Regions from separate parts of the Homo sapiens genome. Here region 2 is linked to region 1. Evidence: chromatin loops called from intact Hi-C (ENCODE). Cell type or tissue: Calu3. All regions are shown on one strand. Each heading gives the region's core, and the rest is flanking DNA. Links, peaks and the distances in the headings are about the cores only.

Region 1 (12,638 bases), core at 2,226-10,225:
CTTGTAAATTTGTTTGAGTTCATTGTAGATTCTGGATATTAGCTCTTTGTCAGATGAGTAGATTGCAAAAATTTTCTCCCATTCTGTAGGTTGCCTGTTCACTCTGATGGGAGTTTCTTTTGCTCTGCAGAAGCTCTTTAGTTTAATTACATCCCATTTGTCTATTTTGGATTTTGTTGCCATTGCTTTTGGTTTTTTTAGTCATGAGGTCCTCGCCCATGCCTATGTCCTGAATGGTTTTCTTCTAGGGTTTTTATGGTTTTAGGTCTAACATTTAAGTCTTTAATCCATCTCGAGTTAATTTTTGTATGAGGTGTAAGGAAGGGATCCAGTTTCAGCTTTCTACATATGGCTAGCTATTTTTCCCAGCACCATTTATTAAATGGGGAATCCTTTACCCATTTCTTGTTTTAGTCAGGTTTGTCAAAGATCAGATGGTTGTAGATGTGTGTCATTATTTCTGAGGCCTCTGCACTGTTCCATTGATCTATATATCTGTTCTTTTACATTGGCTGAGGAGTGCTTTACTTCCAATTATGTGGTCAATTTTAGAATAAGTGTGATGTGGTGCTGAGAAGAATGTATATTCTGTTGATTTGGGGTGGAGAGCTCTGTAGATGTCTATTAGGTCTGCTTGTTGCAGAGCTGAGTTCAGGTCCTGGATATCCTTGTTAACCTTCTGTATTGTTGATCTGTCTAATATTGACAGTGGGTTGTTAAAGTCTCCCATTATTATTGTGTGGGAGTCTAAGTCTCTTTGTAGGTCTCTAAGGACTTGCTTTATGAATCTGGGTGCTCCTGTATTGGGTGCATATATATTTAGGATCGTTAGCTCTTCTTGTTGAATTGATCCCTTTACCATTATGTAATGGCCTTCTTTGTCTCTTGATCTTTGTTGGTTGAAAGTCTGTTTTATCAGCGACTAGGATTGCAACCCCTGCTTTTTTTTTTTTTTTTTTTTTTTTGCTTTCCTTTTGCTTGGTAGATCTTCCTCCATCCCTTTATTTTGAGCCTATGTGTGTCTGTTCTTTCCTTGAACCTTATGAACCAATTTCTCTTAGCTTCCAACTTTTCATGTGAAGCTTCTTCACCTCTCTCGGCCTTCACAGAATTGAAGAGAGATAGGGCCTTGCTCTGGATTAGGCTTTGGCTTAAGGGAGTGTTGTGGCTGGTTTGATCTTCTAGCCAGACCAATACAACTTTCTCCATAATAGCAATCAGAGTGTTTCACCTTTTTGTCATTCATGTGTTCACTACAGGAGTACCTTTAATTTCCTTCAAGAACTCTTCCTTTGCATTGACAAGTTAGCTAAGGGTTTGGGGTAGGATGCCTAACTTTCCACCTATCTCAGCTTCCAACATGCCTTCTTCACTAAGCTTAATCATTTCTAGCTTTTTGTTTGTTTGTTTTGAGACGGAGTCTTGCTCTGTCGCCCATGCTGGAGTGCAGTGGCGCGATCTAGGCTCACTGCAACCTCCGCCTCCCGGGTTCACGCCATTCTCCTGCCTCAGCCTTCTGAGTAGCGGGGACTACAGGCGCCCGCCACCACGCCTGGCTAATTTTTTGTATTTTTAGTAGAGCCGGGGTTTCACCGTGTTAGCCAGGATGGTCTCGATCTCCTGACCTCGTGATCCACCTCGGCCTCCAAAAGTGCTGGGATTACAGGCGTGAGCCACCGCGCCTGGCCCAATCATTTCTAGCTTTTGATTTCAAGTGAGAGACATGCTACTTTTCCTTTCACGTGAACGCTAGGAGGCCATTGTAGGGTTATTAGTTGGTTTAATTTCAATATTGTTAAGTCTTAAGAACTAGGAAAGCCCAAGGAGAGGGAGAGAGATGGGGGAAGGGCTAATCAGTGGAGCAGTCAGTATACACACAACATTTATTAAGTTCATTGTCTTAAATGGGTGCCATTTGTGGCATTTCAAAACAACTACAAGAGTAACATCAAATATCACTGATCATAGGTCATCATAAGAGATATAATAGTAATGCAAATGCCTGAAATATTGGGAGAATTACAAAAATGTAACACAGAGACATGAAGTGAGCACATGCTGTTGGAAATATAGATTTGCTTGATGTGGGGTTATCACAAACTTTCAACTGTTTTTAAAAAAGCAGTATCTGTGAAGCATAATAAAGCAAAGCGCAATAAAATTAAGTAAGCCTGTATATTATGGTGGTCAAGTGCTTTAATAAGAAATATTATGTTCTTAATATTGTGAGATCACAGTAATCTATAGTGTGTAGGTACTCAGCTTTGAGTTGTTTTGTCAGAAGCAGGATGACGCTGTATGCAAAATCATTTTCATTGCTTGTGTCTTATGACCTGTGGAACATAGTTACAAGCCAGACAACTAATTAGGGGCACATTCTGTAATTAGAATATGAAATGAAACTGACTGACCCATATGAGAATTTGCCCCATGATGTAAATCTTCTTATTACGATACTCTAACCAGTGGGACAAATAATTTCTAACTTGAAGTAGAAATAGAGTAGGTGTTGTCTAAATTGCCCACAATTACTAACTACTGCTATGATTGCAATTCTGCAATTCTGGTTCTAATGAGTGAAAAAAAAAAGAATTAAATATTATAGGAAGGGCAAAAAAGTTCTTCCTTAAAGTAAAATGAAAGGTAAAACAACATCATGAAACCCTTTATTTTTATGGTACTCAAGAAATTATTTGAAATGAAAATCATTAAGTTGCCTGAAAATGGATCTTAACTGTTTATAAATGCAAACTATTGGGACAGTTGCCTTGACTTGACTGGAATAGCATTAGGTTAAATGTATCTTCCAGCCATTACACTGCAGCAGAAATTCTATGGTTTTGTAATCACTGCTGCCGTTCCCTCTCAAAGACCACCAACATTTGGTAATAGCATGTTTTCCACAGTAAAAGGATGTATGGATTTTCTCCTTTATTTAACTCAGTCTTAAAGGGATTTAAATGGTAATTTCAACTAATAAGTTGTTACAACACATTTTATATCACCAGTCACATTTGTGTGCCATTTAAATTTGTGATGAAAAGATCTGCATATAACTTGGATTTGGCTGAAAGGCGGTATGCTTATCACGACCACTTAGGTTTGATAACATGCCTTTGATGGCTCAATCTCACAAGAATAATTTTCCATGAGATTTCCAGATTGTACAGCTGTGCACTTAGTTGTATATCCTCTAGAAACTGCCTGTGTTGTGAAATTGATCTTGGTTTTACCTGGCATAAACATCATAAACATACAGTTTTTAGTACTGTGTTTTTGGTCACCACCTCTGATATGGACACATCCTTCCGTCTCTACCTAATACTAACAGTTAACGGGTTATTAGTTAATTAGTTAATAGATTATGATTTCTTGGGCAAGTTCATTTTTTTGTAAAAGACTTTTTATGTCACCATATTTATTTTAGAAATTAGTTGGAATCCTGGATATCAAAAATCAAGTGAGTTAATAGCAGTAGCAACCAAAAAGTTCCTAAAATGTTGCTATGTATACAGCACCATTGCCATTTACTGGCAATATAGAGAAATATGTATTTATGGGAGGAGATATACATACCAAAATGTGGATTAGTAAGGCATGTAGTGAATAGCATATAGAGGTTGGGGATTAAATTAGAACAAGTGCTTGACGGGCTCTTTCATGTTTATCTTGCTCTTAATTACACGTGTATATGCAATGCCATAAAAGCTATAGTTAATTGATTGAAATGTGGTATTGTTATTTATTATTGTTATTTCAGACAGTACTTTTTAGGTGAGAATTATTATTTCAGGCACATTTCTCTTTACATGACTACCATCAATGTATGAAAAGTGCCCACTTATTTATTTTGCGTTGTTTGCCTCCTGGTAGGAGCAGGAAGGGAAAGGAGGAGAAATAAGCTATAACTGGTTGTTTTATTTCTCTTGAATTAGTACCTAGTAGCCATTACTGACACCTCCTTTCTCTTCTCAAAAGGTCCAATACATTTCTTGAATACATTTCTTGACCACTAGGAATATGTTTAAAAAAACAAACAAACAAACAAACAAAGTTCCACACTACCTCCCAGAACAAAATATGTACACAACAGTATTAAAACAATATACCTGCAAGTTCACAAAAAAAAAAGGAGTAAGATATTGAGATGGGGTGGATGTAGGTGTCTACATGAAACTTCTCTTACCACCCCCTACTACCCCTCCACATGTATTATGTCCTCTTTGTTTTCTTCCATCAGTATCTAAAATGCTGCTTTTCACGTTTTAATTCAAATACAGAAACCGACTGGGCATCAGCTTATTTTTTCCCAGCTTCTGTGGATCTTTAATGAAATATCACTACAACAAAAATGAATTCTGAAGTCCCCTTTTCATAATAGTGAGATTTTTACCTGTTCCCTAATGCATGTGATTGCAAGCTTCCTGACCTGTGATTTCAGAAAGCATCCTCCTTTTTGTTCCCAAAGCAACGTCCTAGCTACCAAGTGCGTTGAGTGTTCAACAAAAGGCCATACACTAGAGTACTGTATGTGCTGGGGCAGGGATGGAGAGTAGGCAGGTGCTCTGCTATATGTTTCAGTAATTAGAGAATTTCATCATTTGAATTTGACTGGGCTCTCTTTCATTCCTAACAACATGAGCCATTTCAGCTGTGCTATACCATTGCATTAAAAGGTCACATTTCCACTGTCAGAGCAAAAAGTGAAAAATTGAAGAATTCTATTATACAAATAATGCAGATTCTGTTTTTTTTTTTCATTTTTGCCTAATGTTACTCAGGTAATTATTCCATTGTGTTTTGACCTCAGAATGTAATTACTGACAAAGAAATAAAGATTAAATATATCTTTACAGTGTAAACAACTCTGTTGCCATCCTTTGTTACAGCCAGGTTTAAAACTTAAAATGAATCTATGAGATGGGGAAAAATTTAACATAAATACAAGCTGTTAAAATGGAATGCTGTTATGTTTAGTATACTGTTAGTATTTTGTAGAGTATAATGCTTAGGGAGCTGCATCTTACTTCTTCATTCATAGCCATCATGTTTCTACCAAAAAGAAGAGATATTGAACAACCCCTTTCTCTATCCCCTGCTGCTGACTGTGTAGTAGGCGATGGGACATTTCACTGATCGCTTCTGCATTTGTATTAGGATCTTCTTTTTCTTGTTTGATTTAAACCATAAAGAACTGTTGTTGCATGCTGATGAGACACTGGGTAAAGTCTCCAGTTAGGTTTTTCTTTTTTTCATTTAGCTAATTTGTTTCAGAAAGTTAGACACCTGTCTTGCTTTTAATCAGGATCCTCTAAGGTCAGTTAAAATCATTTTCCCATAGCTGTTTAAGATGTGCATGTGGCTGGCTGCCTGACCAGGTGAATAAGTAAACATTTCAGTCATTGCTCATGAGAATAAATCACCTTGCTTGGATGGGGCTTGGAGAGAAAAGTGAATCAAATGCCACAGAGTCTTAACTGTAGCTGTCTCCCTGCTTGGTGGAATGCCTCCATCCTTTGTGATGCAAATAGTAATTTATTTCTTCCCAACAGCAGGTCAGCCACAAGGATTTAGTTTCCTTCCAAGGTAGGGGAGCTGATTTAACCTGCCGCTATGCTTTTCTACAAGATTCTTATTTACAACAGTTTCTTAATGAGTTATGTCAGAGTAGCTGCTGGTATGATCCTTTTGATATCAGGGCCTGTGAAGCAGAATGGTTAATGATGAACGCCTTGCTAGTTTCAGTGAACATTACAGAGTGACTGACTACAGCACCATGGACTAGATGCCAAACTCATAATAAATGGAACAGTGCCACCTTTTGGCCATAAAGTAGGGACACAAACTAGGAAGGCTAGGATTCTGTAAGTCACACAGTTTATTTAAAACTATTTATGACGGATTTAGTGGTCATGCAATCCTCAAATAATAGCAACCAAATTCTATTTTTCTCTTTATTTTCTTCCTTTTTTCCCCCACTGTGGCAGTATCTATGCTTTGACTGTATGCATTTCATATAATAATGATGCTTTGGAGAGGCTAAATTTTGCTACATTCCAATTATGTTTTGCACAAGAATGAATTAAGCATGCATTATGCAGATAATATGAAGGATAACATGGTTACCATTGTACATATAGCAACTTCTTTTATACAGTGACAACTAGTTTGTGGAAACTTTTGGAAAGAATTTTGAAAGAAGGCAATTAATTGAGTATTGCAGTATTTGTTTATGATTGTGAATTGGACACTGATTTTAATTTAAAAAAATATTTTGGGTCTGCCTTTTTCTTTCCCTATGTATTGTTTCTCGTGAAGCAATAACACACCAATTAATTTGAGTATAGTTAATCAAAAACATTCACACATTGAAATTCATTTTTCTCTATCCATTTTTTAGGAACATTTTATTTTGTAGAGCAGTTTCAGGTTCACAAAAAAGTTGAGAGAAAGATACAGATTTCCCATATACTCCCTGCCTTCCACACGTGCATAGCCTCCTCTGTCATCAACATTCCCCACCAGAGTGGTTTGTTAAAATTGGTGAACCTACACTGACATATTGTAATCACTCAAAGTTCATATTTGACCTTAGGGTTCACTCTTGGTATTTATTATACATTTGAAGGGTTTGGATAAATGTACAATGTTATCTGTCTACCATTGTAGTATCCATACTCAATTTTTAGAAGAAAGAGGCAAGTTAGCAGACAGCTTTGTGATAGTAAGGGTTTAATCAAGAAAGAAAATCTCAGGGTATGTCATGACAGATATCAATAAGCAATCAGCCCAATTTCCTATACCATTTACAGTTTAGTCGAAGTCAAATGGTGATAGATGTCCAGAACATGAAAAACTTGTATTCTATAATTCTAAAAAAATTCTAAAATAAACAAAAATATGTTCACTGGCTACTTACTGCAAGACAAAAAGTTTTTTTGTGTTCAAAATTAGTGCATAGCTCACAATCCTAAAAGAATATTGCAACATTCATTTAAATTTTCTTTTTATAAAAAATTTCCCAAATATTTTCTCATATCAGTTGTCACTGCATAAAATAAACTTCCATGCATACTGAAACATTTTTAAAAGTTTTTGACATTTATTAAATGAGAAGTTTAATCTGCATCTTAATGGTAAATTATTGGAGACAGTTTCCCTCCAATCTTAAGTGGACATTTAGGCATTTCAGCAAAATTGGTAAAAGTTATTTTTGAACTATTGGACCTTTCCAACAGTGAAGGTTGATGCTTATTCGACTAGACATAGGACACCTTTTCAAAGTGAGAGAGGGTGAAAACTTGTTTCTGTGGGTGACTTAATGGCTCTTATTCAAATGCCACCCACACCTTAGGCCTTCTATTGGATTGATGTATTTAATCATAACCCTTGGGCTGGCTCCTGAGGCTTTTCCACCTAGCTTCTATATTTTGGTGTTATCATTCTAGACAAAGTTTTAAAATGAGTAGAATGTTTGCTTTTTTTTTTCAAATCATCAATACTATGTAATCCAGCATGTTTCCCATTGTGTCTTAGTAGCTAGAAAATGAAGAAAATGTCAGTCCCAAACAGTAGTAACTAATATATCTCAGGTACCCAAGAACATTAAGTTTCTCCAGATCTCTTTGATGATCCCTATTCTGTTTATCATATTAATTATCATGAATTGCATTACACTTTATTTTGATAGGTTTTAGTCACCTCAGGCTGCCGTAACAGACTGGGAGGCTTAAACAACAGAAATTTATTTCTCGTAGTTCTGGAGGCTGGAATGTCCAAGGTCAGGGTGCCAACAAAACAGATTACATCCTGAGGCCTCTTGGTTTGTAGGTTGTGTGCTCACATGACCCCTTTCTTTGTGCATGTGCAGAAACAGAGAGAAGACAGAGAGAGAGAGAGAGAGAGAGAGAAACAGAGTGAAAGAGCGAGTTCTGGTGTCTCTTCTTATAAGGGCACTAGGGGGCTCTACTGTCATGACCTCATCTCATCCTAATTACCTCTGGAAGGCCCCATCTCCAAATACCATCACACTGGGAGTTAGGGCTTCAACATATGAATTTTGGAGGGACACAATCATTCTATCAAAAACAGATAGTTTCTTCAAATCCTTTAGGAAATAAATAGGGCTCAACTATAAAACTCTAAAATATCACATGTGCAAGAGCTTGTGTTAGGCACTGAAGAAGATAGAAATATATTTAAAATAAGAATTCTACTTTTGAAGAGTTTTTACTTGTCATTAAAACAAATGCAAATACAGTCATACAGCCCATAATGTTTGGGTCAATGACAAATCACATATGTGATAGTGGTTCCTTAAGATTATAATGAAGCTGAAAAATTCCTGTTGCCTGGTGGCATTGTAGCTGTCAAAATGTCATAGTACAAAACATTGCCATGTACTTATGGTGATGTCAGTGTGAACAAACCTACTGTGCTGCTATTCATATAGAAGGACAGCACATACAATTATGTACAGTGTACAATACTTGATAATGATAATAAACGATTACATTACAGGTTAATGTATTTATTACTATTAATACTATACTATACTATACTATACCTTTATGATTAGAGTGTACTCCTTATTTAGAAAAGAGTTAACTGTAAAACAGCCCAGGCAGGTCCTTCAGGAGGTATTCCAGAAAAAAGACATTGTTATCATAGAAGGTGGAAGCTCCATGTGTATTATTGCCCCCAAAGGCCTTCCAGTGGGACAAGATGTGGAGGCAGAAGACAGTGTTATTGATGATCCTGACCCTGTGTAAGCCAGGCTAATGTGTGGGTTCATGTCTTCATTTTTAATAAAAAATTTAAAAAGTAAAAAAATAGACAATTAAAAATTAAAAATAGAAGAAAGCTTATCAGATAAGAATATAAAAAAGAAAATATTTTGTACAGCTTCACAATATGTTTGTGTTTTAAGCTACGTGTGATTACAAAAGAATCAAACAGTTAAAAATTTAAAGTTCATAAAGTACAAAAGTTAGAGTAAGCTGCTTATTTTGAAGAAAGAAAAATTTTTTTTAGTAAATCTAGTGTAGCCTAAGTGTACAGTATTAATAAAGTGTACAATAGTAAACAATAATATCCTAGGTGTGCACATTTACTCACCACTCACCCACTGACTCACCGAGAGCAACTTCCAGTTTTGAAAGTTACTCCATTCATGGTACGTGCACTATAAAGGTGTAATCTTTTATACTGTATTTTTACTGTACTTTTTCTACATTTAGGTATGTTTAGATACACAAATACTATTATGTTACAGTTGCCTACAGTATTCAAAACTGTAACCTGCTGTATAGGTTTGTAGTCTAGAAGCAATATTATATAGTTTAGGTGTGCAGTAGGTTAGACCATCTAGGTTTATGTAAGTGCATTCTATGATGTTTGCACAAAGACAAATTGGCAGACACATTTTTCAGAACGTATCCCCATTGTTAAGTGGTGCATGACTGTGAGTAGATTGCATTTTGCTTTGTAAATTGAACTTACTTTCCAAAATTAGTATTTATAAATCATATATCTATAGTATTAAAACCAACAAAACATATTTCAAATCAAATTTTTGTCTTTTACATGCATAAAATGTGTTTAATTTATTATGTTTAGATATATAAATATTTTTATTCTTGCAGGAAGCAATATATTTAGTTTTTCTTTTCCACTTTGATAGAAAATACTACAAACAAATTTCATTCATTATCTCAATGCAGTTGTAGCATATTATACTTGATACGCTTCATACATAGATGTAATATACTGTATGATATATCAAAGGTAATGTATTTTTTCTTCTGTCAGAATGTACCAAATGATGGAAATTAAGAAGATTAAATAGATACTTATCCTTAAGTCAACATATATATAATTAAATATAATATTCTACTTAAGAAAACTGTCAGGATTGAGAGGCCATACGATTTATATTTTCTTTCTTAAATGTCTTGAAAATTCTTGTGATTTTTCTGTGTGTTTTTCTTTTACTTTTTAAAGAACCTACTTCAAAGCCTTCTTAAAAGTCACCGTTACTGCCTTCTAATGTATTGTAAACAAAGAGAACGTCCTTTCTTCAAATATGCAGGGCTCCTAAGAGATGTCCACTGGCGTGTCAAACAAAAATCAAGAACTTGCTCTTTTATCAGCATTATCAAGCCCATCCAGTAGTGAAAGACTAGTGGCAAAGGCACATGATGGGCCAAAATTCAGATTTATTTTACCAAATTCACTCCTCTCATATTTCAAGGAACAAAATCATGCACCAGTAGAAACCAAATTTCCTTCTGCTTTTTATCTTATTTCCTCTTTTTGATTCATAGCTCCTGTCAGCTTTGGGTAGAGATTTGCTGAACCATAAAATATCTGCCTGCTACTGTGGTTCATTATATAGGTTCAGTGCATGGTCGGCAATCTACAAGGTCTTCCTGATTCCAAATAACTCCCTCGACTGGCCTGGACTAGTACCTGACTAAAAAACACCTTCCCCACCACTGCTCCATCGTGAAGTAGAATATATGACCAATAAAAAGTAAAATGTAATATTCTTTAATAGACATTAGTACATTGAATTTTTCAGATCATTTAAATTTAAGTTGTGAAAAGGCCTTAGATAACACAACAAAGAGAGAACTGAAGGGATAGCTTTCACTATTAGGGGATGACTCCTTTGACTACATGATGCATAAATGCTGACTCTGAGAAGGGACTGTGTTTTTTTTTTTTTTTTTTTTTTTGCACAGATTTGTAATTTATTCAAAGAAGAAAAAATAGAAAATAAAAAAATTTACATTGATTTAAAAGGATTACTCATGAAAATTATTGAAGAAGAGTTATTTTCCTCTTTTTTGTTTTTATTTTTATTTATTTATTCAAGCCGCACATAATTAAACACAGTTGGATTATTTCTATTTCTTGTCTTCTAAATATTAGTCTTTAATTTTTAATTTTGCCTATGGGGGGTGAGGTTATACCATTTATTTTAATGGACCTCAAATGACTAAAACTGACTTAATCATTAGTAGGATATGAAACACACTATTTGTCCTCTCCTGCAAAACCTCTGGGAAGATATTGTATGGGAGTTCTTTTAGAAGTCAAGATACAGGTGTGCATGCAGGCCTTGGGTGAAGCTGTACAGAAGTGAAGAGGGGAGAAGATTTTATTAAAGATTAATTAGGGTTTCTTCATAATTTTACCTAAAATCCAATCTGTTCTGTATCTCTCAGTAAATTGTTACTGAAGGACAGACTCTTGAAAAAGTATAATGCAGAACAGGAATAGCAAGAAACTAGGCATTATGGGAGCCCTATACTACATTCTCAAATGATGTAAAAATTGTCAGATTTATTCCCAGATTATACTAAGATGTGTGTGCTGAAAGAATTTGGTTAACTATTTATTTCTTCCAGTGTACATTTTTATTTATTTATTTATTTATTTTAATTCCAATAGGTTTTTGGGGAACAGGTTGTGTTTGGTTACATGGATATGTTCTTTAGTGGTGATTTCTGAGATTTTGGTACACCCATCCCATGAGCAACCTACACTGTACCCAATGTGTAGTCTTATATCCCTTGCTTCCCTCTCTCTCTTCCCTCAATGTCCCCAAAGTCCGTTGTATCATTCTTATGCCTTTGTGTCCTCATAGCTTATCTCCACTTATAAGTGAGAACATATGATGGTTGGTTTTCGATTCCTGATTTAATTCATCTAGAATAATGGTCTCCAGCTCCATCCAGGTTGCTGTGCCATTATTTTGTTCCTTTTTATGGTTGAGTAGTATTCCATGGTGTGTGTGTGTATATAACATTTTCATTTTCCACTTGTTGATTGTTGGGTGTTTGGGCTGGTTCCATATTTTTGCAATTGTGAATTGTGCTGCTATAAACGTGTGTGCAAGTGTCGTTTTCATATAATGACTTCTTTTCCTCTGGGTAGATCCCCAGTAGTGGGATTGCTGGATCAAATGGCAGATCTAATTTTAGTTCTTTAAGGAAACTCCACACTGTTTTCCATAGTGGTTGTACTAGTTTGCATTCCCACCAGAAGTGTAAAAGTGTTCCCTTTCACCACATCCATGCCAACATCTATTATTTTTTATTTTTTTCATTAAGGCCATTTTTGCACGAGTAAGGTGGTATCACATTTTGGTTTTGATTTGCATTTCCCTGATAATCAGTGACATTGAACATTTTTCATACGTTTGTTGGCCATTGCATATTTTCTTTTGAGAATTTTCTATTCATGTCCTTAGCCCACTTTTAGAACTGATAAATGAATTCAGTAAAGTTTCAGGACAAAAAATCAATGTACACAAATCAGTAGCACTGCTGTACACCCACAGTGACCAAAATGAGAATCGAATCAAAAACTCAACCCCTTTTACAACAGCTCAAAAAATACTTAGGAATATACCTAACCAAGGAGGTAAAAGACCTCTACAAGGAAAACTATAAAACCCTTCTGAAAGGAATCATAGATAACACAAAGAAATGAAAACACATCATATGCTCATAGATGGGTAGAATCAATATTGTGAAAATGATGATACTGCAAGAAGCAATCTACAAACTCAATGCAATTCCCATGAAAATACCATCATCATTCTTCATAGAATTAGTAAAAATAATACT
Region 2 (12,638 bases), core at 2,926-10,925, 420 kb before region 1:
TGGATTCCTAATTATTTAATCTCTTTGAAGCAATTGTGAATGGGAGTTCACTCATGATTTGGCTCTCTGTTTGTCTGTTGTTGGTGTATAAGAATGCTTGTAATTTTTGTACATTGATTTTGTATCCTGAGACTTTGCTGAAGTTGCTTATCAGCTTAAGGAGATTTTGGGCTGAGACAATGGGGTTTTCTAGATATACAATCATGTCATCTGCAAACAGGGACAATTTGACTTCCTCTTTTCCTAATTGAATACCCTTTATTTCCTTCTCCTGCCTAAGTGCCCTGGCCAGAGCTTCCAACACTGTTGAATAGGAGTGGGGAGACAGGACATCCCTGTCTTGTGCCAGTTTTCAAAGAGAATGCTTCCAGTTTTTGCCCAGAATGATATTGGCTGTGGGTTTGTCATAGATAGCTCTTATTATTTTGAGATACAGCCCATCAATACCTAATTTATTGAGAGTTTTTAGCATGAAGAGTTGTTGAATTTTGTCAAAGGCCTTTTCTGCATCTATTGAGATAATCATGTGGTTTTTGTCTTCGGTTCTGTTTATATACTGGATTACATTTATTGATTTGCATATATCGAACCAGCCTTGTATCCCGGGGATGAAGCCCATTTGATCATGGTGGATAAGCTTTTTGATGTGCTGCTGGATTCGGTTTGCCAGTATTTTATTGAGGATTTTTGCATCAATGTTCATCAAGGATATTGGTCTAAAATTCTCTTTTTTGGTTGTGTCTCTGCCAGGCTTTGGTATCAGGATGATGCTTGCCTCATAAAATGAGTTAGGGAGGATTCCCTCTTTTTCTATTGATTGGAATAGTTTCAGAAGGAACGGTACCAGTTCCTCCTTGTACCTCTGGTAGAATTCTGCTGTGAATCCATCTGGTCCTGGACTCTTTTTGGTTGGTAAGCTATTGATTATTGCCACAATTTCAGATCCTGTTATTGGTCTATTCAGAGATTCAACTTCTTCCTGGTTTAGTCTTGGGAGGGTGTATGTGTCGAGGAATTTATCCATTTCTTCTAGATTTTCTAGTTTATTTGCGTAGAGGTGTTTGTAGTATTCTCTGATGGTAGTTTGTATTTCTGTGGGATCGGTGGTGATATCCCCTTTATCATTTTTTATTGCATCTATTTGATTCTTCTCTCTTTTCTTCTTTATTAGTCTTGCTAGTGGTCTATCAATTTTGTTGATCCTTTCAAAAAACCAGCTCCTGGATTCATTAATTTTTTGAATGTTTTTTTGTGTCTCTATTTCCTTCAGTTCTGCTCTGATTTTAGTTATTTCTTGCCTTCTGCTAGCTTTTGAATGTGTTTGCTCTTGCTTTTCTAGTTCTTTTAATTGTGATGTTAGGGTGTCAATTTTGGATCTTTCCTGCTTTCTGTTGTGGGCATTTAGTGCTATAAATTTCCCTCTACACACTGCTTTGAATGTGTCCCAGAGATTCTGGTATGTTGTGTCTTTGTTCTCATTGGTTTCAAAGAACATCTTTATTTCTGCCTTCATTTCCTTATGTACCCAGTAGTCATTCAGGAGCAGGTTGTTGAGTTTCCATGTAGTTGAGCGGTTTTGAGTGAGATTCTTAATCCTGAGTTCTAGTTTGATTGCACTGTGGTCTGAGAGACAGTTTGTTATAATTTCTGTTCTTTTACATTTGCTGAGGAGAGCTTTACTTCCAAGTATGTGGTCAATTTTGGAATAGGTGTGGTGTGGTGCTGAAAACAATGTATATTCTGTTGATTTGGGGTGTAGAGTTCTGTAGATGTCTATTAGGTCCGCTTGGTGCAGAGCTGAGTTCAATTCCTGGGTATCCTTGTGAACTTTCTGTCTCGTTGATCTGTCTAATGTTGACAGTGGGGTGTTAAAGTTTTTAACTTTAATGTAAGAGAGTACATTATGGTTTTTAGAGAACACAGACTGGAGGTTGGGAGATTAGTTAAGAGGCTACTGTAATAAATCATGCTTGAATTGATAAGAATTTGAAAAAGGATAGTGGTAGTGAAATGGGGAGGAAGTAATGAGTGTCAAAACCAAACCAAAAGAATTGATGGTAGTTGGTCATTGATTAGTTATGAGCCTCAAATAGTTTCCAAGTCTTGGGGCACAGATGAATGAAATGGGCACGTTATAAGGGGCATTTGGTTTTGGAAGGAAAAACACATTCCATTTTTAACACAAAGCGTGTTCGAGGTAGTTAAAGATAATCTGGGTAGAAAGGACATCTGGAAATTACAAACTAGACCTGACTAATGGAGAGATTAAAGCTTTGAGTCTTCCCAAAAGTGGTAACAGTTAAAGCCATGAAAATAGGTGAATTGTAAAAGGTGTAGATGTGTAAAGAAAGTGGAAGACTAAAGAGATATCTCTTGCTGTTCATAATTAGGAGGCAGGAGGAGAAGGGTTGTTAAGGGGGAAAGGAAGGAGTCAGCATCGATACATTAGGAATTTTACATTTGTTTCAGCTTATGGTCTGTGAAAAAGACTTGATGAGCATTTATTCTTTTCAGTGTCATGACTCTATGAGTCTATCACACTGCCTAACTTTAGTTATTATTTTATGGCCAAGTAAATGTGACATTGTCAGGATGTTAACATTTCTCTGGTCATCTTCAGTGATGCATATGCCCATCATTTGTTAATATTTGTTATACCGCAGTTTGCTTTGAGAGTGTACAAAAGAGTAAGAAGAACATCCTGTCTAAAGGAGGTAATTTGTTACCTAAAAGTCAAAAGAAAGTATGCTGGGCATGTGGTAGATACTTAAAAAATAAAATACAAAGTTGATTGGGTAATGTGCATGCTTTGAGTATGTTATGATATAGTTCAGATGTCAAAGAATGAATATACTTTCTTGTTAGAAGATATAGGCTCATGTTTTCTAACCCATTATGGCAGAGCATTCCATAGGAAGTTTGTTTTGAAACTGCTATCACACATTTAGGGGCTGGAATTCACAGAATCTCATTCTATCACTATCCATGACATCTGATGAGGTAACATTTTTTTTCAAGGGGATCATTGATCCTGTAGACATTTTTGCATGATAACTGGAAAATACTGGTCATGACAGAAAATAAGTCAGACTCAAAACTATAAGTTTTCATTTATAATTTGAGCTATGTCTATTGCCCAGAGGAACGAGTAAGTTACATGAAGCCCTTTCTGTGATGAGAATAGATCAAGTGCTTTAATAATACTTTGCAAATCTTAAAAAGAGCTCCTGACATCAGTACATCAACTTTGGAATCTCTATGAAGCAACAAATTAATGCCTGCCAAATCAATGCCAGTCTTTTATCTCAAAGCTAAAATTAACAAAGTCTTACCAATCCTTTAACATGTCACAAAAATGAAAGCCCTAATATGTGCCTTCATTAATGCTCAGTGTATGTTATTAGCACAACAGATCATGGTCTACCAATTACCTTTGGAAATAAAGAAAACTTCTCTTTTCATTAGCCTCTTTATAAAATGTCTTTAATAGTTCTGTGCTTTGTGAAGACTGACTTTCAGTGTTAGAAAAAAATAGTATGCTGAAATTTTAGAAATAGATTCTTCCTTTAAGGAACAAGAAGCCTTTAAGAATTCATAGCAACTTGGAAAAAGCTACTGGGCAGTACACAAGGAAAGGTCTCAATTATTTTTAAGTCACATGAAGAAATGTATTGTTAAGTTGTAAGCAAAACCATCAGCAGTCTCATGATGCCTGAATACAATGAGCATCCACTTGAATTAATATTTTAATTTGCCTTGTTCTTATTAAAGCACACATGGCAGGTTTCAATCTTGGCTGTGAAATGCTCTGATTTTAATTTTGGTAAAATCCATAGCAGTCATTTTATGTTGTATTCGATGGGAGGCTAATTTTCAACATTCCATTAACAAGGTCTCTTGAATGAGTATGAGGTTTTAAAATTAAATTTGCATATCTACCATGCAGTGATTCAACAGCCAGTCTCATTGCTTCTTTGTTACTGTGAAACATGATGCAGATTAGTAAAAGCATTGGGTTCTACACCTTTCCCATTTCTCCACTGATAGATATGTTTGGATAGAACTCTTATTATGCTGATTTCCTCATGTTATCTTTGGTTGCCTGGGATCGTGGAACAAGAGAATTCACACATTTTGGAAAATAATAGAATGATTCTCAGAAAGGCAATCACAGGAACACATTCAGCTGTGAAATTTTTCTTGAGTTGTACAAATACTTCTATGTTTGTCCAGCATCAGGACCTCTGAAAGGAAGAAGAATGAAAGATGTCTATTTAATGATAATATATACTTCCTGCTATTTGGGCAATACTGTCTTATATTTGGAGGATATAAGAGAAAATTCAAGACACTAACAAAAGGACTAGAGAAATATGGGTAGAGCAGGCTGATGAGGAGAAACTAGAATAAAGGAGGATATTGCATTTGCCTTAGGGTGGATGGATTAGGGTTTAGATTAGAGCCTTGTCTGTGAAAATGTAAAACCAGTGGTAGGTCTAGGAAATTCATAGAGGTAATATAGGGGTTTCAAAAATGATTCCCAGACCACTAGGCAGTATCAGTAATAATGCTGACAGTGATGAGGAATTTGGGGATGTTCTGGAAACATTCTGATGAGTCTAATTTTCAGTCATAGAAAATAATTCAATTGAAAAGATTTTATGGACAATCGGAATCAAAGGAATAAAAATGAATGAGGAAGGTGGATGCAGATTCCCTGTGTCCAGGTGAAACAAAGGTATGGAAATAGAATCGTAGTCTGTTGAAGTGAATGTGAAAAGACTAGATCAACATCACCTCTTAAACATTTTGAGGAGCTTGGGGAAATAGTCTGAGAGGGAGCATTCCTAGTTCTTGGGCATGCTACTTTTGGGTTTCTTATAGTGCCATCTGCTGTCCACAAAGAGCTGCATGCTGTGGTAACTATTGTTTTGATTACTGTACTTTATTGATATGTAGTGAGTTAAATGAAATAATGGAGTGCATTCATTCACGAGCAACTAGGATGAAAGTGTGTTATTATTATAAAAGGCTTGAAGGTACTCCGAAGTCCCTGGCCACTTATGTAGTTAATTCAAGCAACATGACTCTTATTTTGCTAACCCATCACTCTCTCTGACAAAAAATCATTGGAATAAAAGTCTATCTTTCCAGGCACTGAAAATGAACAAGACAGTTGTTGTAATGGCTCCAGTAATAGCAGTGGCCTATAGGATTTAAGCACTCCTTCTCCAGTGAATAACAAGGGACTAAATTAATGAAACTGATGTGGCTTGTACATTTATATGTTTGTGTGTATATCACCTCATTTCTGTCTGTAGAAAGAGAAACACTACAAATTATTCCTTGAATTATTGATGCAAATTTTGTAAGTCACCTCATTTTGCTATTAACACAAATAGAACTACTGTACAATAATGCATTCCGGAGAGTCATGCCCTTTAGGAACAGAATGGGTAGGCGGGTTAATTTGTATTTTAAATGAACGACTTGTGGGGAAATAAAACTTCTGTAGATTTTTCCTGCAAAAATCTCTAGCCTTCTAGGATAAAGACATGTATACAATCTAAATATAGGGGATATTTGCTTTCATTTCCGCTAGGAACATTTTACTATTTACATACAATGAAAATTCAATCTGTCACCACTTTTCTAGTTAATTGCTGTGACCCAAGAGGGACAAATAGTTACCACTCAAACTAAGTCCATAGGTTAAGATCCAAGGTGCCAGGAAGCCTGGAGCTTTATCTCCCTAGGCACTTACCAGACCTTGGAGACATCTTTAGAGCTTAGAAGCTGGAGACATCTGAGTTAATCTAACTCTTAGAGAGACATACTTACATTTCAAAAGGTTAGGATGATAATCTAGGATCATTTCCATTCCATCTCAAAGAAGCAAAAGTTTTTTCCCCTGCCATTGGCATCTTTCTTCTGTACATAATGGGAGAAAATTCATTGTTCTACAACATTCATTCATGAAATGCCCATTACTTGAGCAGGGAATTTGGCATAGCTCTCATTGTATTACCTCAAGGATGAGGTTGGGGATAACCACAAGGAGGAATGTGCTTATTATTTAAAGAAAGGTGATTAATTAGAAATTTGTCTTTGATCTAGAATACCTCATGTAAGCACTAGTAAAGATTACAAACCCAACAAACTGTGTGGTCAAGTTGATTTTCATGAAAAGAACACCTCAGTGATATTCATTTGAAAATTGCCAGATTTATTATGAGGCACTGTCTTAGGCATTATAGTATCCTATATAATTGTAGTGGTTTGTGCATAGCTCCTATCATGACAGAAATGGGTGGAGCTTAATATGTACCACAGAAAGACAGGCTTGTGCTTCTGCCTTCTGCCACATGGGGACACTGCATTCCTTCCTTCTGGAAGATGCGGCCCTCACCAGGCAGCCAATCCTGTTGGTGCCTTGATCTCTGACTTCCCAGTCTTCAAAAAATAAATTTCTGTTCTTTATAAATTACCTAGTCTGCAATATTTTGTTATAACAGCATACAACAGACCAAGACAGAAATAGGTGTCAGACTTGCATCATGGGGAAGGATCTTCCTGCTGTGTCTTCCTGTTTCGGCTTTTTCCTTCACAGACATTCCTCCAAATGCATCTCTGGCATGTAAAATTAGATCTTGCTTTCTGCTTTTCAGAGGATCCAAAGTGACACAGACATGAATGTAGAAGCATGAAATCTAAGTTGCCATTAGAAGCCTTCATATAACCCAAAAGAACTAGCTATAGGTTGATGCTGACATATTGGGCAATAATAGAACAATGGAAAGATCTGGTTTCTAGTCGATGTCAGTGTCTGAGTCTATTTGGGTTGCTCCAGAAAAATATCATAAACTGGACAGTTTATAAACAATAGAAATTTGTTTTTCAGAGTTTTAGAGGCTGGGATGCTCCAAGATCAAGATGCCAGGTGATTTGGTATCTGGTGAGGGTCTGCTTTCTGGTTCATAGACGGCATCTTCTCCTGTGTCTTCACATGGTGGAAAGGGCGAGCTAGCTCTCTGGGGTCTCTTTCATAAGAGCACTAATCTCCATTCATGAGATCTCCACCCTCATGACCTAATCACATCTTAAAGGCTCCACCTCCTAATCCCATCACTTTGGGGGTTAGGTTTTCAACATAGGAATTTTGCGGGGACATATGCAGGAATTTTTTGCTCTTTAGCTGAGCTAATCTGGGTTCTTGTCTCACAGCCAGGGAGAATTAGGCACACGGACACATTGAAGGGTTAGGAGGATGGAATTCACTAAGCAAAAGGAAAGCTCTCAGCAAGGAGAGGGGTCCTGTAAGCAGCTTTTCCCCTCAAAAATTGAATACCAGGGCCACTCCACATGAGCTGAAGAGGCCAGGCCCCTCCCCTGCATAAGGCATGAATTCTTGCTGGCTGAACCCCATTCCTGCAGTGGGCACACGGGCATGCCCAGGCAAGCTATAGGTACTATCAGAAAGGGCAACATTCAATTGGTTAAAAGCATTATTCAGAAAGAATCAATCAGGAAAGGGAGGGCAAACAGGGGCAGAAGTTCACTTTCTGGGTCTTGTGTTTCATCCGTACCAGCAGTCCGGTCTTTCAGCCTTCAGGCTGTTTTAGGCTTGAAGGTGAGATTTCACTGGGGACCCTTCCCTAGATAGGCATTTGTCTGCTTCCTGCCTCTATCAGACACACATCAATTCATTCAAGTCAGTAAAAGTCTGAATCAACTACTCTAAACTTGTCTTATTTCTGAACTGTTATATGAATTCACTTGTGTCCTTATTGGTTAAGTGAATTTAAATAATATTCTTTACTACTTGCAGCCAAAATAATCTTAATCCATATAAACAACTGAATAGAGAAGTGTGTAGAGTGCTTAGCATAGTGTATAAACATACCAATTGAGGACATTTTTGTGTGGTTAAAAGAATGAACTCTAGAACCAGGCTGCTTGGTTTCAAATTTCAGATCTACCACTTACTAGGTATATTAATTTGGGCAAGTATTTTTAAAAATAGAGCTAATAATATCGTTTATCTCAGAGGGTCATTAGAAGGATTAAATTAATTACATGTAAAATACTTTTAACTATTCCAAGCACATAAGTGTTATATAAATGTTTATTATTAGTAGTAGTAGTAAGTGCTCAATTAACATGATCATTATTATAATGAATATATTACATGATCATTATTATTATGAATATAGATGACTATATATTTTCATGATCATTATTATTATGAATACAGATGACTAAGTTCTGTGAAAATTATATTTGAAAGAGATAATGGTTAAGTTTGTGGGCTGGTCAGCAAAAGTGAAATTGTAATGTTCACTGCACAATTAAAATAGATATTTACATATAGATATTAATTGGTGTGAACAAAACAGGAAGTGTCAGAAATAAAGTAATAAAATTGTTTCCATTTAGATGGTAGATCTTTCCTATCACATAAAATCAAGCGGATAATTTAAATCTCCAGAATTTTAGTTAGGCTTTTATTCAAACTGGATGATTCTGTCTAGTAATAGCAGATCCATATGAGCCACATTTTCTCTAGTCTAGGTATGTTTCATATTTTCTGTCTGAATCATAACAAAAATGGATTGGTAGTTGTCTCTCCTCACTGGAAAGATGTTGTTCAATAGTGGAGATGGAGAGCACTGTAGCCACTTCTTATTTAGCTTGAATAGAATCGGCTATTTCTAGAACTGTTGGTAGCTCTAAGTTGTCAGTAAAAGTGCTGATAATTTCTTCCTTTTAATTTTAGATAAATAATTTTCATGGTTATTCTTTATTATAATACTGAATTTTGTAATCTTGCTACCTTCCTACCACTAGACAATGCAACTACTATGGCCACATACGTATAACAGTATCAATTATTTTATTGTGACTGAATCCTATAATTCAGTACAAAATAGATAAACTTATGTACGTGAAGTCCAAAGTTAAGATATTTTGCTGAGTTTCTATATAGTCTACAGATTTTCTCCTTCTTTCAGGTAATGTTTAGTACATTACTGGGACATAATCACGAATGGTGCAAAGATATAGAATTATGCCTAGGAAGATATATAAAAAAACTTGTCCTTTGCAGCAACATAGATGGAACCGGAAGCCATTATCTTAAGTGAAACAAGTCAGACACAGAAAGACAAATAACAACATGTTCTCACTTGTAAATAGGAGCTAAATAATGTGTACACCTGAACACAGAGAATAGAATGATAGACAGTAGAACCTTGGAAGGTTGAGGAGGTGGGAGTGTGGTGGATGATGAGAAATTACTCAATGAGTACCAAAGGAAAATAGAATATTTTACCCCCAAATATATATTTTTGGCATATTTTGAAATGGCTGCCACAGAGCCAGCAAAAGAAGTGCACTTGCTAAGTTGTCTTTTGTGGAGAAAGAATTGCATCACTAGAGAACCTTCAATAATGCAGCAGCGCTCACCCCTACTTTCTATACTTTTCTGGGATCCAGGAGAAATTGAGAATCTGTCACCTTTAAAAGCCTGGAAATAAACATTTACCATCTATTCTCTCTGAGGGAGACTTCATCTACATAACAAGGCCAACTTTTGGTAGTCAAGCTCCTTCTTTCCTCTCTCTCACAAGTGGTGTTGCTACTAAACCTGACTTATCAACATAACCAATTTTTGAGCATGCTCTGAGTCTGCATTCTTTACTATGGCCTCAGAATAGTATATGAGCTTCTGTATCTTACTGTTGGATGGGTCTTCATTATGAAGGCTCCTATATATACACGTCAAATTAATTTGTATGTCTTTTCTCCTATTAATCAATCTGCCTTATGTCAGTAATATTTCAGCAAACTTTTGAGGGGTCAAGAGCCTATGGCCCCTCAACAGTACAATGTAGATTAATTGCATGACGGATGCCCTAAAAGGCATGACTTCATCACTACACAATCTATGCATGTAACAAAGTTATACTTGTACCCCATAAATATTACAAATAAAAGGTAATTTAATATTAGTAAAATAAATGCATTCAAGCCAGTGCACAATAGTAAAGAATTTGTAAATTATTAACACTTAATTTCTCTATATTTGTCTTAATCAGCAAAAGGGTGTTTAGCCAAGAAGGTATCTGGGAAGCCAAAATATGTATCAGTAATGCCCATGTACTTTTTTTTTTTTTGAGATGGAGTCTCACTCTGTCACCCAAGCTGGAGTGCAGTGGTGCAATCTCGGCTCACTGCAACTTCTGCCTCTCGGGTTCAAGCAATTCTTCTGCCTCAGCCTCCCGAGTAGCTGGGACTACAGGCATGTGCCACCATGCCTGGCTAATTTTTGTATTTTTTAGTAGAGACAGGGTTTCACCGTATTGGCCAGGCTGGTCTCGAACTCCTGACCTCGTGATCCGCCTGTCTCGGCTTCCCAAAGTGCTGGGATTACAGGCATGAGCCACCACGCCCAGCCGCCCATGTACTTTATTTAGAGGAAAATAAAAGTAGGTACTCTATCATCGCCATTTTTTTTAAGTTCAACTTTTATTTTAGATACAGGGGATACATATGCAGGTTTGTTACATGGGTATATTGCATCATGCTGGAGTTTGGAGTACAAATCCTGTCAGTCAGGTAGTGAGTATAGTACCCAATAGGTAGCGTTTCAACCCATGCCTCTCTCCTTCCCTCCCTGCTCTAGTAGTCCTCAGTATCTATTCCCATGTTTATGTCTATGTGTGCTCAATGTTTAGCTCCTATTTATAAGTTAACTTTAACCATTATTTTTAACTTTAATTTAAATAACTTCAAACTTACAGAAACATTGTAGTAGTAATATAGAGAACTTCCATTATCCTTTATGCATATTCACAAGTTAACATTTTGCCACATGTCCTTTATCATTATTATTCTCAAATAATAGGCACAATCCTATTATCTAGCATATAGTATATATTCACTTTTTTCCGATTATCCCAATAATGTCCCAGTAATATTTTTTCTAGCGATGCAGGATCACACATAGCATTCAGTTGGCATGTGACTTTAGTCTCCTTTAATTAGAATGTTATTTCAGCCAATCTTTTTCTTTTATGATATTGATATTATTGAGAATTGTAGTCCATGTATTTTGTAGAATGTCCATCAATTTGTATTTGTCTGAGGTTTCCTCATGATTATATTTAGGTTGTGTGTTTTTTGCAGGAATATTGAAGAGGAGATGAGTACTTTAATGTGTCTGATTATCAGTGATATTAATTTTGATCAGTTTTTAAGATAATGTCTGCAAATTTTCTCCACTGTAAAGTTACCATTTCTCTCTGTAGTCAATACATAATTTGTGGAGAAATGCAGTAAATATAGTATATTGTTCCTCATATATCACCCAATAATTTTAGTGCCCATTGATGATTCTTAAAATAAATTATTAATATGATGGTTACAAAGTGGTGATTTTCTAACTCTGTCATTTTTATCATCACTTTGTTTTTATACAAAAAGCATTCAAGCATACTTGGCTACATGCCATTCTAGTTCATGGTAGATAATACACGATTTAGAAAGGGTGTTCAGAAAAAAAAGAAAGACACACTGACAGCAGAGGTGACAGGTTACAGTGGAATAGAAGAGAGAAAAAAAGTGGCAAAATCTAAGAATTTACAAAGCAGAGCAGTATATGTTTGTCTCTGAGCTGAACACTTTAGGTCATAATTTATATCCTATCTTTAGCCACAGAAACCATAAAAAGTCCCCACTGCAGCTGCAAATGGTTGGCTTAGGAAATCACTGTAGCCTTGGTTTTCATTTACATTGAATGTTTACCCCACAGTTTCCTTCGTTTTGATTTTACGCCCAGAATTTCTCTCTGTTTGGATTTGGAGGTTTTGCATGACATATTGATTTAGCTTGTTTCCAAGATATTTTAAAAATTTTCACCATAGGCTCCAGCCACTGTGTCCCTTGGGTAAGTAATGCCCACCTCTGGGCTTGGGATACTAGCTTCCAGACTAAGCCTCTGTTGCCCTCGTTTCGGATTCTTTGAAAGTTGGGATAGAACACTCTGATGGCACTCATTGAGAGGTCATATAAACTTACGCGCGTTAGTAACCTTTAAGGTCACCTAGATGTCATTTATTACAGACACGTATGGTAATTAACAAATTAAGAATTAATAATACAGTAATTAATATATGATCACTAATGATAATGAGTAGTGGATTGATTAACATAAACTGACTCAGGCATTGGGAAAATGTAAATTTATGTGCAATGTCGTTATTTAATAGACAAGAAAAAAGTGCAATGTGCACATGAATAAAAATGGAATTATTTTTTATACTTGTACACTTAGTTGAATGAACACCTTTTATAATTTTTAATGTCTGCATAGTATTTATCAAATAAATCAATAATTTATTTAGCCAATAAAATATGGTTATAATTTTTCATAATTTCAAGTAATGTTGGGAAGAACTATATGTAAATAAATATATTTACAAATAAATAAGGTTATGTCCTTGAAACTCATAAAAGAGGAATGGTAGAATAAAAGGGAATGGAGAATTTCAAGAATTTTGGTTTTCATTGCCAAAATATCCTCCAGAAAGCTGCAGTCATAGTATTACTGAAACCACCTTTGTAAAAATTATATCAGT

What was found. A loop is a pair of places that touch in the nucleus more often than their neighbours do. Peaks named below come from ENCODE experiments on the same cell type or tissue, not always from the same donor. Only the 100,000 strongest peaks of a DNase experiment are listed, where the experiment ranks them.
Region 2: a loop joins it to region 1, with 30 times the contacts of the local background. A loop is called at or near these places in 17 of 110 quality-filtered maps.

Annotation. Positions count from the first base shown.
Region 1 is chrX:95,758,240-95,770,877 of GRCh38, reverse strand. No RefSeq gene overlaps it. Among named protein-coding and RNA genes, the nearest start is that of MIR548M, 700 kb to the right of the region's middle. In Calu3, for the core only: no CTCF peak of the experiment used is centred there; no DNase peak of the experiment used is centred there.
Region 2 is chrX:96,176,297-96,188,934 of GRCh38, reverse strand. No RefSeq gene overlaps it. Among named protein-coding and RNA genes, the nearest start is that of DIAPH2, 500 kb to the left of the region's middle. In Calu3, for the core only: no CTCF peak of the experiment used is centred there; a DNase peak (open chromatin) is centred at 6,374.